Regions from separate parts of the Homo sapiens genome. Here region 1 is linked to region 2. A link is a contact called in ENCODE Hi-C data. All regions are on one chromosome and are shown on one strand. Each heading gives the region's core, a stretch centred on a gene start or an enhancer-like site at or near the end of the contact. The rest is flanking DNA. Distances are from core to core; before and after follow the strand shown. Region 1 holds the start of WFDC8 (WAP four-disulfide core domain 8). Region 2 holds the start of MATN4 (matrilin 4).

Region 1 (7,276 bases), core at 2,868-5,367, 270 kb before region 2:
TCCTTTGGCAAGAGTGAGCAGGCTGGTTTTTTGTTGTGTTGCATTTTGTTTTGTTTTTGAGGCTTTTATTGTCTCTGTTTCTGTGTTTCTGGGTTTCCAGCTTCTCTAGCACCCAGTCTTGAATATGTGAGGCAAAAAGAAAACTCAGTAATCCCGCTGCCGTGCTGTTCTTCAGGTCTTAAGGTTTCTGGCTCGTCTGCCTTGCCCTTATTACCTTTCAGAATCTTCTTGTGTATTTAATGTCCAGGATTTTTAGCTGAATTTCATCAGAGGAATAGAGAAAAGTCCATCTAGTTCATTTTCCCAGAAAAGTAGAAATCTCTGTCCTATGTGTTAGATTTTTTTAAATAAATAACTTAGGAGAAAAATTAGGAGAATGATCTCAAATGTTAGCATTGGAGAGAACTTCTTAAGCAAGAAATGTAAGACATAAAGAAAAATTAATAAGCATTATTGATTACATAACTCTTTAAATTTTTATAGAACAAAACACATAATAAATAAAAATCAAACTACAGGCTGAGGGAAATATTTGCAATACATATGACTAGCCAGAAGTTATTTTTTCTAATAAACACATTGATGAGAAAATGACAAACATCTCAATAGAAAAAGATTTGCACAAGCAGTTCACGAAAGAGAAAATTCAAATGGCCGATAATTAAAAGCACTTGAAGATTGCTGAGAGTAGGTTTTAAATGTTTTTGTCACAAAAAAAGATAGGTATGTGAGGTGATGGAGATGTTAATTAGCTTGATTTAATCATTTCACAATATAAGTATATGTATATGAAAATATCACACTAATATATATAAAATTATTTGTCAATTATAAATTTTTTAACTAAAAAACTTTAAAAAGCAAAGAAGATTAATATCAGTAGTAGTTGGGGATATGCAAATTAAGCAACTCTGCAATTTCCATAAGACTAGCAGTAATTTAAGAGCAGAGATGTTGAACAGAGTGTGGGCATCTATTTAAGGCAATTTTCAATCTACATTTTTATATGGATGGACTTACATGAGGTAGAGTTAAGTGAAAAGAAGCAAGTACAGTAGTAGTGAATGTATACATCATAATTTCATTTTGTTTTCCAAGTATCAGAACCCATATACATACATGATTGTATATATTTGGACGCAGAGAAAGATGGTAAGGGTACAAAACAGCCCATTAAAATTGGTTATTAATTATCAACCAAGGCTATTAATATTGAGGGAGTTAGAAATGGAGAGATGTGGCTTAGAAATTATTACCTTTTCTTTATATGTTCTTTGTACTGTTTCACTTATTGGGTATTTGATGTGTGTAATTTTATAATTAAAAATTCATAACTAGGACTCTTAGAAACTATTCCCAGTAAATCACCCCCCCAAAATATTGTCTAAAATACTTAAAATGCATGACTCTTTAAATCAATGAGTCAGTTGGCAAGAAAGAGGAATTCTTAAAAGCCAAAAATGATGTGAAGGTCTGACTCCAGAGAGATAAGGAAGTGCTTTAGTTAGAGGCTTCCCTGGGAGTATCTGCCAATGCCTGGTAATCTGCAGTTTGAATTTTAGTGGGCCCCTGGCAAGGGCAAGAAAAAAGAGCTAAGCCCTAAGCAATGTGAAAAGTCAGATCAGAAATCTCACTCACAAGGATCACCAAATGCTGACACCTTAATAAATGGATGAAACAGAAATAAATGGATGAAACAGAAACACACACATGCACAACTGTGGTGAAGGAACTTGCCTGTCTTGGCTTTGGCTCTGAACAAAACAGGAAAAAAGACTACTCTGGGCTGGGTGCAGTGGGTCATGCCTGTAATCCCAGCACTTTGGGAGGCAGAGGTGGGTGGATCACGAGGCCAGGAGTTCGAGACCGGCCTGACCAACATGGTGAAACCCCATCTCTACTAAAAATACAAAAAAATTAGCCAGGCGTGGTGGTGCGTGTCTGTAATCCCAGCTATTCAGGAGGCTGAGGCAGGAGAATCACTTGAACCCGGGAGAAGGAGGTTGCAGTGAGTTGAGATAGTGCCACTGCACTCCAGCCTGGGGAACAGAGCGAGACTCCATCTCAAAAAAAAAAAAAAAGACTATTCTGAGAATTTGTAACTGCAACCTTGTTTCCTTTCATAAGAGCAGAGTAGGAAAATTGGCACATGTGCATGGTCTGATAAATCTAAAGCTATGAATTTAATTCAAAATTGCATGAGTTGTTAGGGAAAAATTGAGGACAAGTTGATTCGGAAGAATTCTCCTTTAAACACAGGAATCCAAGAAATTCCACAAAGTATTGTTACATACATAAACTTCCATTAAATATGTACTCTCACAATAAAAAAAATCACACAGATCTTAAGAAAACAAGATGAAAAAAATCAAGAAAAACAACCAACAGCAGAGGTCCACAAAGACTTCAGATATTGGAGTTACTGTATTGTATTGTAGCGAGTTATTGTATTGTAGGAAAGGAACATAGAAAAAGGATTCCTGATTCTGTCTTTGGGGTAGGAAGGGCACGTGATAAAAACTTTCATTCAAAAGGTAAAAGACAAGCCAATAAGGGTTTTAGAAGATTACCCTTGATCCTGGAAGATGTTCATAATACATATAACTGAGGAAAGACATGACTCCAGTAGAAATCAGCAAGAAAAAGTCAGAAAACCCCAGAGAACAATGAGCAAAACATTTGAAAAGAAAATCAAAGAGAGGATAGCCAAGTGGTTAATAAAGATCTAAAAAGGTGCTCAACCTCATTAGTAGTCAAGAAATTTAAATTAAGTCCACAGTGATGTATTTCCATACTCGTAGCAGGATGGTAAAAATGAAAAGATTGTGACAGTTCTACATACAGCATGGTTATGGAACAATAGGAACTCTCAACTACCAATGGCAAGGCTGTGAATTGGTACAAACTCTTTGGGAAATAATTTGGTATCAGCTTGAGAAGCTGAAGATATGCATACCCTGTAACCCATCATTCCCTATGCTGAATGTATAACCTACAAGAACACCTGCCCACGTGCTCCAGCAAATGCACACAGAGTGTTCATAGCAGCTTTATTCTTTTTTTTACATGAGTAAATTGTTTAAAATTTTTTTGACATTTAAAAACATTTATTAATTCATTTAACGTAATAAACTTATTACATGTTGATATAAATAACATTTTTATTTAGAAAATCCTAGTTTTTTATTATACTTTAAGTTCTGGGATACACGTGCAGAACGTTATTACATACATGCTATGTATACACACAGCAGCTTTATTCTTAACAGCTGCAAACTATAAACAACTCAGTAGAGATGTGTGTAGTCATACAATAGATGGCATGGCAATGAAAATTGACAAAATACAGCTACACAAAACAATGTGGATGGAATTCATTAATATAATGTTGAACACAAAAAGCCAGGCACAAAAGAATACATTCCAAGTGACTCCATTGATATAGAACAGAAGCAGACAAAAACAAAAACATATTTAGGGGAATACATATGATCTTGAAAATATGAAAAAGAAAGTCACTACCATTAGCTGCCTTTGAGAGCATAGGAAGGGGTTGTGACTGGAAAAGAATGAAAAAGGAGCAGAAAGTGTTGGAAATTTTTTACTTGATTTCAGTGATAGTTTAATGAGTGGTCACTTCGTAATAGTTCGTTAGACTGAACATTAATGTTTCATGCATATTTTTATTTTTGTGGTGTTTTTCACAATACATATTTTTACAAAAAGGAAAAGTAGCTCTTCCTTGTTTTGTCTCCTTTTCTTTACTAACTGAACTAGTCAGTCCTAAAGCCATTAGATAGGCACATTTAGCAAGGTAGGCGTTTGCCCCAAGGGGAAGGGAGCCACGGCTGGCTCCGTGTGGGCATCAGAGCTGGAACAGGTCAAGGAGGGTGTCTCTGTAGGAGGGCTGCTGGCCTGGTGTGCTGGAGCCAGGGGTAGATGAGAATGCCCAGTGAAGAGGCAAGAAGCAGCATAGCATGGAGACCAGCCTGCCCATGTTGAGAAAGGCATCCCCCTGGGGCTAGAGGGGCAGACTGGCATAGAATGAGAGCCTGAGTGGGGTGAGCAGAGTGTCCAGGCAGGGGAGCAGATGAGGGAGGAGCCTTAGAGCTGGAGCAAAGTGAGGAAGCTGTCTCCATAGGGAAGAGGCCTGATGTGGACTGTCCGAACTGAAGGAGGGTGAGGAGGGTGTCTATGGGGGTGGGTAGCCAGACATGGAGGGTCTGAGCCCAAGGAGATGAGGAGGATACATAGAAGTTAGAGTGGTCGGCTGTGGGGAGTTGGGCCAAGCATAGTGAGGAGGGGTTCCACAGAACAGAGCTGTCTTGTGTCAGGAATCAGAGCCTAAGCAGGGTGAAGAGGGCATCAATGCATCCAGCGATTCTCCTGCCTTAGCCTCCCTAGTAGCTGGGACTACAGGTGTGCGCCACCACGCTCGGCTAAGTTTTGCATTTTTAGTAGAGACGGGGTTTCACCATGTTGGCCAGGCTGGTCTCGAATGCAACCTGATATGGCTGTTGGAGCCCAAGTAGGGTAAGTTGGGCATCTTTGAGTGGCCCAGTGTGGAGGGGCAGAGCCTGAGCAAGGTAAAGTTTGATATTTTAAATTAAACAAGCATATAATATGTATCTAAACATTTTCAAAAAATTAAAACAGGAGTAGTAGTGATGGGTTATATTATTATTCACAACTATTCATTCCATCTTTCCTTTAAGAGGACACTCCTGTCCATTACCTTGCAATTTTAGAACGGCCCGTGGAAGGAAGACACATTTCTGTCTCATTGACTTTGGGTTTGCTGTCAGCTGTGCTTTGCCTATTGGAGTATGAGCAGATGTAGCATATGCATAGTGAGTTTTGCACTGTGAGTTTCTGCCAGCTCCTTTGTGCTTTCTCTCTGCCAGGAGAAGGGGCCTAATCCACATAGAGGCTGCTTCTTTTGTCTTGGTCCCACAGCCTCAAGTAGAGCCCCCACTTGGAACAAAGCAGTAGACAATTTGCCTAGGAAGTCTTTTGTTGTGGCAAGCCATGGAGAGCTCAAAGTTCTTTGTACACCAAAGTAATAAAAATACAGTTGATTCCCATTACTTGGGGGTAGTTATGTTCTGTAAAGTCACTGTGAACACCGGATTAGCAAATACTGAGCCATTGCTCCTAGGGAAAATGCAAGCCTCTGACCACACATTTTCATCATTTGATCAATACATAACCTTGTTTTTATATGTGCTTCTGTCTGAAGACACATGACAGAGATGGTAATTAGAAGGTGCACACAGAAGACTTCTGGGAAGCTGGCTACTTTCTATTTTTTAATCTGTGTGGTTAATTATTAAATAAAACTCTACATACTTTATTTATTTATTTATTTTTATTTTTATTTTTTTTGTTTTGTTTGAGAGGGAATCTCTCTCTGTCCCCCAGGCTGGAGCATAGTGGTGTGATCTCGGCTCTCTGCAACCTCCACCTTCTGGGTTCAAGGGATCCTCCTGCCTTAGCCTCCTGAGTAGCTGGGACTACAGGTGTGCACCACCACTCCAGGCTAATTTTTGTATTTTTAGTAGAGACAGGGTTTCACCGTGTTGGCCAGGCTAGTCTTGAACTCCTGACCACAGGTGATCTGCCTGCCTCAGCCTCCCAAAGTGCTGGGATTACAGGCATGAGCCACCGTGCTGGCCCTGTCTTTATTTTTTAAACATGTATATAGGCCAGGCGCGGTGGCTCATGCCTGTAATCCCAGCACTTTGGGAGGCTGAGGCAGGCGGATCACTAGGTCAGGAGATTGAGACCATCCTGGCCAACACAGTGAAACCTCATCTCTACTAAAAATACAAAAAATTAGCAGGACGTGGTGGTGGGTGCCTGTAATCCCAGCTACTCGGGAGTCTGAGGCAGGAGAATCACTTGAACCCAGAAGGCGGAGGTTGCAGCGAGCCGAGATCGCACTACTGTACTCTAGCCTGGCGACAGAGTGAGACTCCATCTCAAAAAAAAAAAAAGACACCTTATGTAATATATATTATTGTTTCATTAACATTGAATTGTGGCTGAAAGCCCTGTAACTCATGCCTGAACCAAGCTTATCTGACACAAGTAATTTCTTTGTAAGGCACATTGCAGGCCTCTTGCTCTTAGGACACTTGACAGCACTTTAGTAATTCTTGGCAGCCATTTTAAACAGCAAACTCACCAACAAAAAGCACAAAAATGTGAAAAATGTGACACTAAGTAGACTGCAAAAAGGAAGCTTGTTTATAGTAGTAGAAGAGCTTAAACAAGCAGAGCGTTGCCTTGTTTGACTTCAGCTGGGAATGTGTACGTTGGGGGACTCAAATTTTTTGCCATTCTGCACATATCCCTGAATGACCACAAAAGCATCATGAGTATTGATTTTTGGGTAATAAATAAATTTCAGCAAGTAGGCAAATTGGCAAGTACAGAATCTGAATAATGAGGACTGAGAGTAGATAACTTGTAATAAAATTGTAGAAATGAATCCAAATATGTCATTAGTGCCCATAAATGTCAATTAATAGGTAATAATTTCTGGACTGGATTTTTACAATGTAGATTTACACGATTTGAAGGATAAACTTAAAACATAAGTAGAATGGTTGAACGCAAAAGAATGGAAAAAAGACTAGGCAAATGCAAACAAAGAAGAGAGAGTATAGTTTGATTAATATTAGGCAATAGAAAACTCTAAGGCTGGGCACATTGGCTCACGCCTGTAATCCCAACACTTTGGGAGGCCGAGGCAGGCAGATTGCTTGAGGCCAGGAGTTCAAGACCAGCCTAGGCAACATGGAAAGACCCCGTCTCTACTAAAATTACAAAAATTACAGGTGTGGTGGCACATGCCTATAATCCCAGCTCCTTGGGAGGCCGAGGCACAAGAATCATTTGAACCCAGGAGAGGGAGGTTGGAGTGAGCCAAGATCGTGCCACTGCGCTCCGCCCTGGGAGAAAGACAGTGAGAGACTGTCTGAAAAAAAAAAAGAAAACTCTAAGACGAAGTTTTATCTTTAAGGATAAAGGATGGCTTGCTAGATAATGGTAAAAGACTCAGTTCACCAGGAATACATTTGTATTTACCTAAACCAATCAAATCAGGATATATTAAAGCAAACATTGACATCATTATAGGCATAAATTGAGAAATCTATGGCTGTATTGAGGGCCCTTGACACACCTTTCTCAATCATTGACAGATCAAAAGGACAAAAAATGTAAAAGATTTAAAATATTTTAGCAGCACAATATGGAGATATGTACGGAG
Region 2 (6,928 bases), core at 2,685-5,184:
GCAGCCGAATTCCTAGGGGGCTCACAGGTACAGGGCCATCTCATCCCAGCCCTCCCCCGTCGGATGAACCAACCTCTCCCAGATATCGGACGTCCGCCCCGTCGGAGGTGACCAGAAGCTCCACCATCCAGGCTCTCAGGCTCGGCCTTAAGGCAGGACCCCGGCCTCCCGGTCTCCCCACCTATCTCTTGGCTTTCGGAGGGGAGTAAAGGAGCCCTCCTTTCCCAGGAGAGGCAGGGATGGGAGCAGGAATCGGACCCCTTCCCGTGCGCTCTCACCCTGGAGTCCGGCTGCTGCTCGAAATTCAGCTTCTGCGTCTCAGTGGCGCTGCCGGACGCGCTGTCCAGTCCCATGTAACCGCAGACCGTGGGCCCCGTTTCCCCCGCCTGGTGAGCTGGAAAGGGACGCGAACTGGCTCTGCAAGGACTCGGGAGGACGCAGGTGCCAGGCAAGCTTAGCGCTCGCCGCCAGAGGGCGCGGGGAGACTGCGCCTGCGAACCGCCCCGTCTCGGGCCCAATCTCGTGGTCCTCCCTACAGAGCAGGCGGCCGGCAGCCCTTGATTCCGCCCTCACCTTGATCCTGCCCTGGCTTCACCCTCCAGCCAGGCCCCGAGAGGTAGACACAGGGCGGGGGGCAGAAGAACCTGCGGAGATAAGTGAGTGTTGGAGTCGTGCATCCATCTCCACTTGGCTCTCCTGTAAGCACGGCAAGGTAGTAGCATAAACCCAGCAGAACCTTCGTTTCCTCCTCCCGCTCCCCGCAACGCTTTTTCACGACTGTAAACCCCATTCATAGCCAAACCTTATTGTTTTTACACCCCTCATTCAACTCATCAGAAGGTCCTGTCCACTCCACCTTCAAAATATAATATATCCAGAATCCACTGGCTTTTTACCACCTCGCCCTTCATCCCAGCCGCCATTACTTTTTGCCTGGACCACAGCATCAGCCTTCAAACTGGTCTATTTCCAGAAAGTTCTGTTTCTATCTCCTTCCCATTTCGCACAGCAGCCAGAGTGCTCCTTCCTTCCTTCCTTCCTCTCTCTTTCTTTCTTTTTTTCTTTCATTCCTTCCTTCCTGTTTCTTTCTTTTTCTTTTTCTTTTTTTTTTTTTTTGAGGCAGGGTCTTGCTCTGTTGCCCAGGCTGGAATGCAGTAACTTGATCTCGGCTGTCTGGGCTCACTGCAACTTCTGCCTCCCCAACTGATCCTCCCACCTCGGCCTCCTGAGTAGGTGAGACTACAGACACAAGCCACCACACCCATCTAATTTTTGTGTTTTTTGTACAGACATGGTTTTGTCATGTTGCCCATGCAGGTCTGGAACTTCTGGGCTCAAGCAATCTGCCCACCTGGGTCTGCCGAAGTGCTGGGATTACAGGGATGAGCCACCAGGCTGGCCAGAGTGTTTTGTTAAAAACATGAGTCAAATCATGTTAACTCCTTAAAATCCTCCACTGGTTTAAAATTCAAAGTCCTCCTGAGATCTGACCCCTGCTTACCTCTCTGACTTGTTTCCTACAACTCCTCCCTCTGATTTCAGCCACTGTCATTTCTTTTGTACCTCAAACAGGCCTAATTGGTACAGCCTCAAGGTCTTCCCATTTTCTGTTGCCCTTTTTTTTTTTGAGACTGAGTCTTGCTCTGTCGCCAGGCTGGAGTGCAGTGGCATGATCTCGGCTCACTGCAACCTCCGCCTCCCGGGTTCAACCAATTATCCTGCCTCAGCCTCCTGAGCAGCTGGGATTACAGGTGCCCGCCACCATGCCCAGCTAATTTTGTATTTTTTGGTAGAGAGGGGGTTTCACTGTATTGGCCAGGCTGGTCTCGAACTCCTGACCTCAGGTGATCCGCCCGCCTCGGCCTCCCAAAGTGCTGGGATTACAGGTGTGAGCCATCGCGCCCGGCCCTTCTGTTCCTTCTAATTGTAGCACGCTTTCCCCAGATATTCTCCTGTCTGGCTCCATTTCAGCATTCAAGTTTCAGTTCCAATGTTACCTCCCAAAAGGTCTCTCAACCTCCTTGACCTTTCTAGCTAATGTCCCCCCTGCCTTCAGTTTCCGTCAAATGGCCTCGTTCAGTTTTCCTTCTAGTGCTCATCATAATCTGCAAGTATCTTGTTTCCTGACTTGTGGGGAGTTTACTGTCTGTCTCTTCCACACTTGAGTGAGAGTGTGGGCTACAGAGCAGGGGCTGTTTCTGTCTTGTTCAGCTGTATGCCCAGTGCCCAGCAGTACCCACAGAGCCTGGTGCATACATGACAAACACTCAGTAAGTAGTTGTTGAATGAATGAATAAGTGAATCAATGGGAGAATGAGTGAATGAATGGAGACAGGAGATTCACAGGGAATCTCCTGCTGTAGAACTATAGACCAAAGTGGGGGCTAATGGTGGCTGAGGGTCAAGGCCCTGGTCGACCAATAGCTGAGATCTCAGCCCTGAGGCCTGCTCTGCGTCTAAAAGAGGCCCAATGGGTGGATGGAGGAGGTGCATAGGGCTGACAGTTGCAGAGACCTGGGAGGGGCTGCGGAGGCACCTACCGCTTCTCATTTCCGTATGATTTCTGGGCCACCTTGGCATGCAGGATCCGCACAGTCTGTTCACACTGTTGCTGCAGGCACCTGCGCACGCCTCCCCTCAGAATGGTGGTGTGCTCTGGGGATGACCTGGGAGTAGGGCAGGCAGGTCGACCAGCCACAGGAGGGAGAAGGGTCAAGGTGGCACAGGGTCCAAGCACTCAGGTTGAGTAAAATGAAGTGAGCAGGGGGTTAGAGTGAGTGGGAGGGTGGGGCTGCTCTATATCCTGCCCCTGTGGGGTCAGGAAGAGGAAGCATTAGGTAAGGAGGAGACTTGGCTGCAAATTGTAGGCTAAATATTTAGGCTGCAAGGTGCTCAACGAAGCCTGCATGGAACCCATGGGACCACCCAGGTTCCACTCTGTGGGTCTGGCATCATGCCCATTGGAGCCCAGGGCCATAGGGACACGTGGCTGTGACACAAAGGCTGCACTTATACTGGCCTTGGGATGGAGAAGAGTATTTTAGGGCTGATGGAATTGGTAGAGATGAAGCTTCCCCACCCTGGGGAAGGCAGGGTGGGGGGTGAGGAGGGAGGGGAAGGGAGAGCCTTTCCTGGGCTCCTGGCCTGGAGCGCTCTCTAGCCTCCTGCCTGCAAACAGAAAAGGGCCCAAAACCTTGTCCTCAGGATGGGGGATGGCCTGGGGGAATCTGAGCCTTTCTGGGGCCAAAGCCATATTCTTCCCTTTCTCCCATGAGAAGTGGCCTGTTGCTGTGTGGGCTTTCCTACCCTTGATTACAGGAGTCAAGGCAGATGACATTGGTCCTGCAGAGTGAGCCAGGTTAGAGCCTAGAGGTCTGGTGGCTTCTTAACCTGGGGGTCTTGAGCGGTGTGGGTGGGTAGGCCCGAGCAATTGCAGGGAGCAAGTAGAGGAGGGGAGGTGGGAGAGATTTGGGGGGTTAGCAGGTTGAGGCCCAAGGAGAGCCATGAAAACTGAGGCTGTCCTTCTGAGCCCTTATTCCTCTTGGCAGGACCAGAGTCTCTCCTCACTCCTGGAGGGGACAGCGCAAGACCGCACCCTCGAAAGCCAGGCCAGACAGGCAGCAGCCACAGCCAGGACCGCTCCACCCCTTGGGGCTCTCCTCAGGGAAGTGCCTTCTAAGCTTCCAATGAATTCCGGCTGTGGAGTGTGGCTGCCCCGGTCTCCCCAGTCTCCCGCTGTAGCTGAATTCCAGCCTGGCCCGCAGCTAGCCCTGTCTGCAGCTCCAAGCGTGGTAGGAGCAGGGGGTGCTGGGTTTGCCCCCCCTCAGGAGGAAGGGGGGATCCCTCCCTGCCAGTGGGAGGGGTTGCAGCCTGCACTTCCCCTCCCCACCCGCCAGCCCTGGGTTAAATGCGGCCGTTGCCTCTGTGTGCTCCAGCTGCCTGGCAGTCCCCACCTAGGGCACGCTGCCACGCCGCCGTTACCTGGTCCAAGTGCCCGGGAGGCTCCGCCTGTCGGCTTCGCTCTGCAGCTGCATCTCTGATCTGTCCTGCAGGCTCAGGTGAGTCAAAGGATTGGGAGGCACTGAGGGGTCTGCAGGGGAGTAGGCATCAAGCCAGGTCAGGCGAGTGTATTTTAGCAGAGACGCTGCCTAGGGTGCCCTATCTGATTTGCAGTGCCCTTCCCCACTTCTGCAGGGTCCTTTCCAAATCGAGCCCCCACCCTCAAAGCCATCAAAATAGGATCATCCCTTTTCTACTCTCATCCCTCCAGGAACCCCCTGAAATGTCCCTAAGGGACTTTTGAGAATTTATTTACAGGCCTCTCCTCCCTTGCTGCTCCACTCCCTCAACCTCACCTCAGGGCATCTCTGAATCTTTCTTTTTTTAATGCAAGGATTAACTCCTCAGAGGAATCCCAGGTTCTAGTATCAGTCCTGCCACGACATCGCCATGTACCCTTCAGCAAGACACTACCCTCTCTGGACCTAGTTCCTTTCTTTGTAGAATGAGGGGTTTGGAAAGGTGATGAACTTTGAGGCATTTGCTATTTTGACTTTCTAGGATTCCTGGGGTGGAGGCAGGGTGCCAGGTGAGAAGTTGGCTCAGACCAAGAATGGGATGAGGGGAACCTTAACCAAGATTTAGGGGCCCAGAGGCATCTCCGGGTAGGAAAGTATGGGAGGTGGCAGAGGCCCCTTGTGCCTTAGCCCTCATGCTGTCCAGGGATGTTGGCTTTGCCTGTGGCCCAAGCTTGACAAGGGTTCCCCGCCCTCCCACTTCCACCAGCGCTGCCACATCTTGCTTGGTCACCCTCCCACGACGGGCCCTGCCAGAGGATTTATGTTCTTCTACCAGGCCTGGGAGGGGAAAAGGGAGAAGAATCCGGGATGAGAAGGTCGCCTGGAGTGAGAAGCAGGCACTGGCCTCGCTCAGAATAGGCGCATTCACGGAATTGGGGGGCGGGGGCGGAGCTGCTGTTGGGTTAGGGGCAGCTGGCCCTCTCTGCCAAGAAACAGCAACAGAAAAATGGCTAACACAGCTTCAGCATGGGGCGCGGCGGTGGGGTAGGAGCTGGAAGGAAATGAGGTTTAGTGAATTCTAGGCGCCAGGGGGCCTCAAGAGAGAGAAGGGGAACCAGGAGCCCTAGGTTCTAATCCTGCTTTTGCAGTTCGGCGGGCTGCCTCCTTGGGGCTTAGTTTTCCTATTTGTATAGTGGGGAGGGGGTGGGGGGGTGGTCCTTCGTAGTTCTCACGGGGCGTCTCCGGGGCCTCGGGAGGGTAAGCGCTCACCTGCTGCCCCTGCGGGGTCCATGGTGGCTCCACGGGGCCCCAGCCGCTCACCCGCCGCCCTCTGGACGAGTCCAGTGCTGCTGTCGCTGGAACCCTGCACACCCCTGCTCCTCGGCTCTTGCGCGGGTTATATCCTGTCCAGGCCTTATCTCCAAGGCCCCGGGCCCCGGCCCCCTGTTTGCTCGGGGTGGGCGCACCTGCTGGGCAGATGTGGGCTTCCCACGCCCCCTGCCATCTCGGGCGCCCCCTGGCGGTCGCTCCTGAGAGCAGGCGGGAAACAGGCGCCAAGCCGCGCGTTCTCGTGCGCAGTGGGTTTTGGTCCACTCGCTGCCACGCCACCACGCTCAGCCCCGCAACAGGGCGCAGCCCCTCCCTGCCGCCTGCGGTTGGGCAGTGCATGTCTGTGTTTGTGTGTGTGGAGGGGTCTGGGGGGGTTGGCGAGTTGCAAAGACAGCCACACAGAAGCCTGTGTGCGTAGGGGAGTGGGCCGAGGTGGGGAAGGGCTTCTGTCTGCAGAGGTTCGCCTGGCAGGAGGAGAGGCACCAAACGCCCAGGCTGGCTCACAGAAACTAGCAGGCGTGGGATTGTATCCTGCCGCAGCCACTTTTTGGCCGAATGACTTTGGGTACCAGCGCTTAACTTTTCTGAGCCTCAATTTCATTGTCTGTATGATGGGGGACAATCACAGCCTTAGTCTTACAATTGCAGAGAGGATTAAATGCCACAATGCGTGAAGAGCATTTAACACTGTGCCTGACATTTAAGGAAGACCTGTTTTTTTCTGTTTAAATTTTGCATATTTGTATCTATGTATCTATTCTTATTTACCATTCTCTTGTGGGCCGAGCGCGGTGGCTCACGCCTGTAATCCCAGCATTCTGGGAGGCCGAGGTGGGAGGATCACCTGAGGTCAGGAGTTTGAGACCAGCCTGACCAACATGGCAAAACCCGCTCTCTACTAAAAATACAAAAAATTAGCCAGGTGTGGTGGCAGGAGCCTGTAATCCCAGCTACTCGGGAGGCTGAGGCCGGAGAATCGCTTGAACCTGGGAGGCAGAGGTTGCAGTGAGCCGAGATCATGCCACTGCACTCCAGCCGGGACGACAGAGCAAGACTCTATCTAAAAAAAAAAAAAAAAAGAATCTCTTGTGTTTCCCAGCAATCCCACTGTGATGAGAATTTTTTAATTCTGAAACATTTCAAACATACACAAAAATAGAGAGATTAGTAAAATAAACCTGTAACTGTCTTCCCCCTCCAAGTGCCTATCACCCAGAATAAGAGCTCTGTAAATACTGTTGCTTTTCTATTTTCCTTCCTCCCTCCAGGCTCTGACACCTCCATTCTCTGTCCCCAAGCGCCATGAGAGGCCTTCTTTGCTGGCCCGTGTTGCTGCTCCTTCTTCAGCCCTGGGAAACCCAGCTCCAGTTGACAGGTGAACTGGGGCCCAGCCCTCACCAGTGGGAGGAGGGGAGCGGAAGCAGGTCCTCCCTCTGCAGCCAGCTCCTCCTGCTGGGGAGAGGGAAGCAAGGGCTTTGGAACATATGGGACTGGGTTTAAGTTCCCCACTTCACCTTTCTGGGCCTCAGTTTCTTCATCTGTAGGATGTGGCTTAGTTTTGGGCGCATGCAGAACTGCCC

Evidence for each region. Hi-C counts contacts between places; a loop is a spot of excess contacts on that map.
Region 1: a map of IMR-90 shows a loop between it and region 2 (7-fold over the local background). The contact joins the promoter of WFDC8 here to the promoter of MATN4 in region 2. A Hi-C loop is called at or near these places in 1 of 168 maps with a recorded cell type or tissue (IMR-90).

The regions. Positions count from the first base shown.
Region 1 is chr20:45,576,125-45,583,400 of GRCh38, reverse strand. WFDC8 (WAP four-disulfide core domain 8) reads left to right here and starts at 4,117. Exons shown (of 6, transcript NM_130896.3): 1 at 4,117-4,179. The coding sequence starts at 4,154. RefSeq lists an enhancer at 4,367-5,302.
Region 2 is chr20:45,305,305-45,312,232 of GRCh38, reverse strand. It overlaps MATN4 (matrilin 4), which reads left to right and starts at 3,934. Exons shown (of 10, transcript NM_001393530.1): 1 at 3,934-4,058; 2 at 6,617-6,723. The coding sequence starts at 6,651. RBPJL (recombination signal binding protein for immunoglobulin kappa J region like) reads right to left here and starts at 5,393. Exons shown (of 12, transcript NM_014276.4): 1 at 5,289-5,393; 2 at 3,982-4,090; 3 at 2,541-2,666; 4 at 574-644; 5 at 279-394; 6 at 1-12. The coding sequence starts at 5,310. RefSeq lists a silencer at 561-610.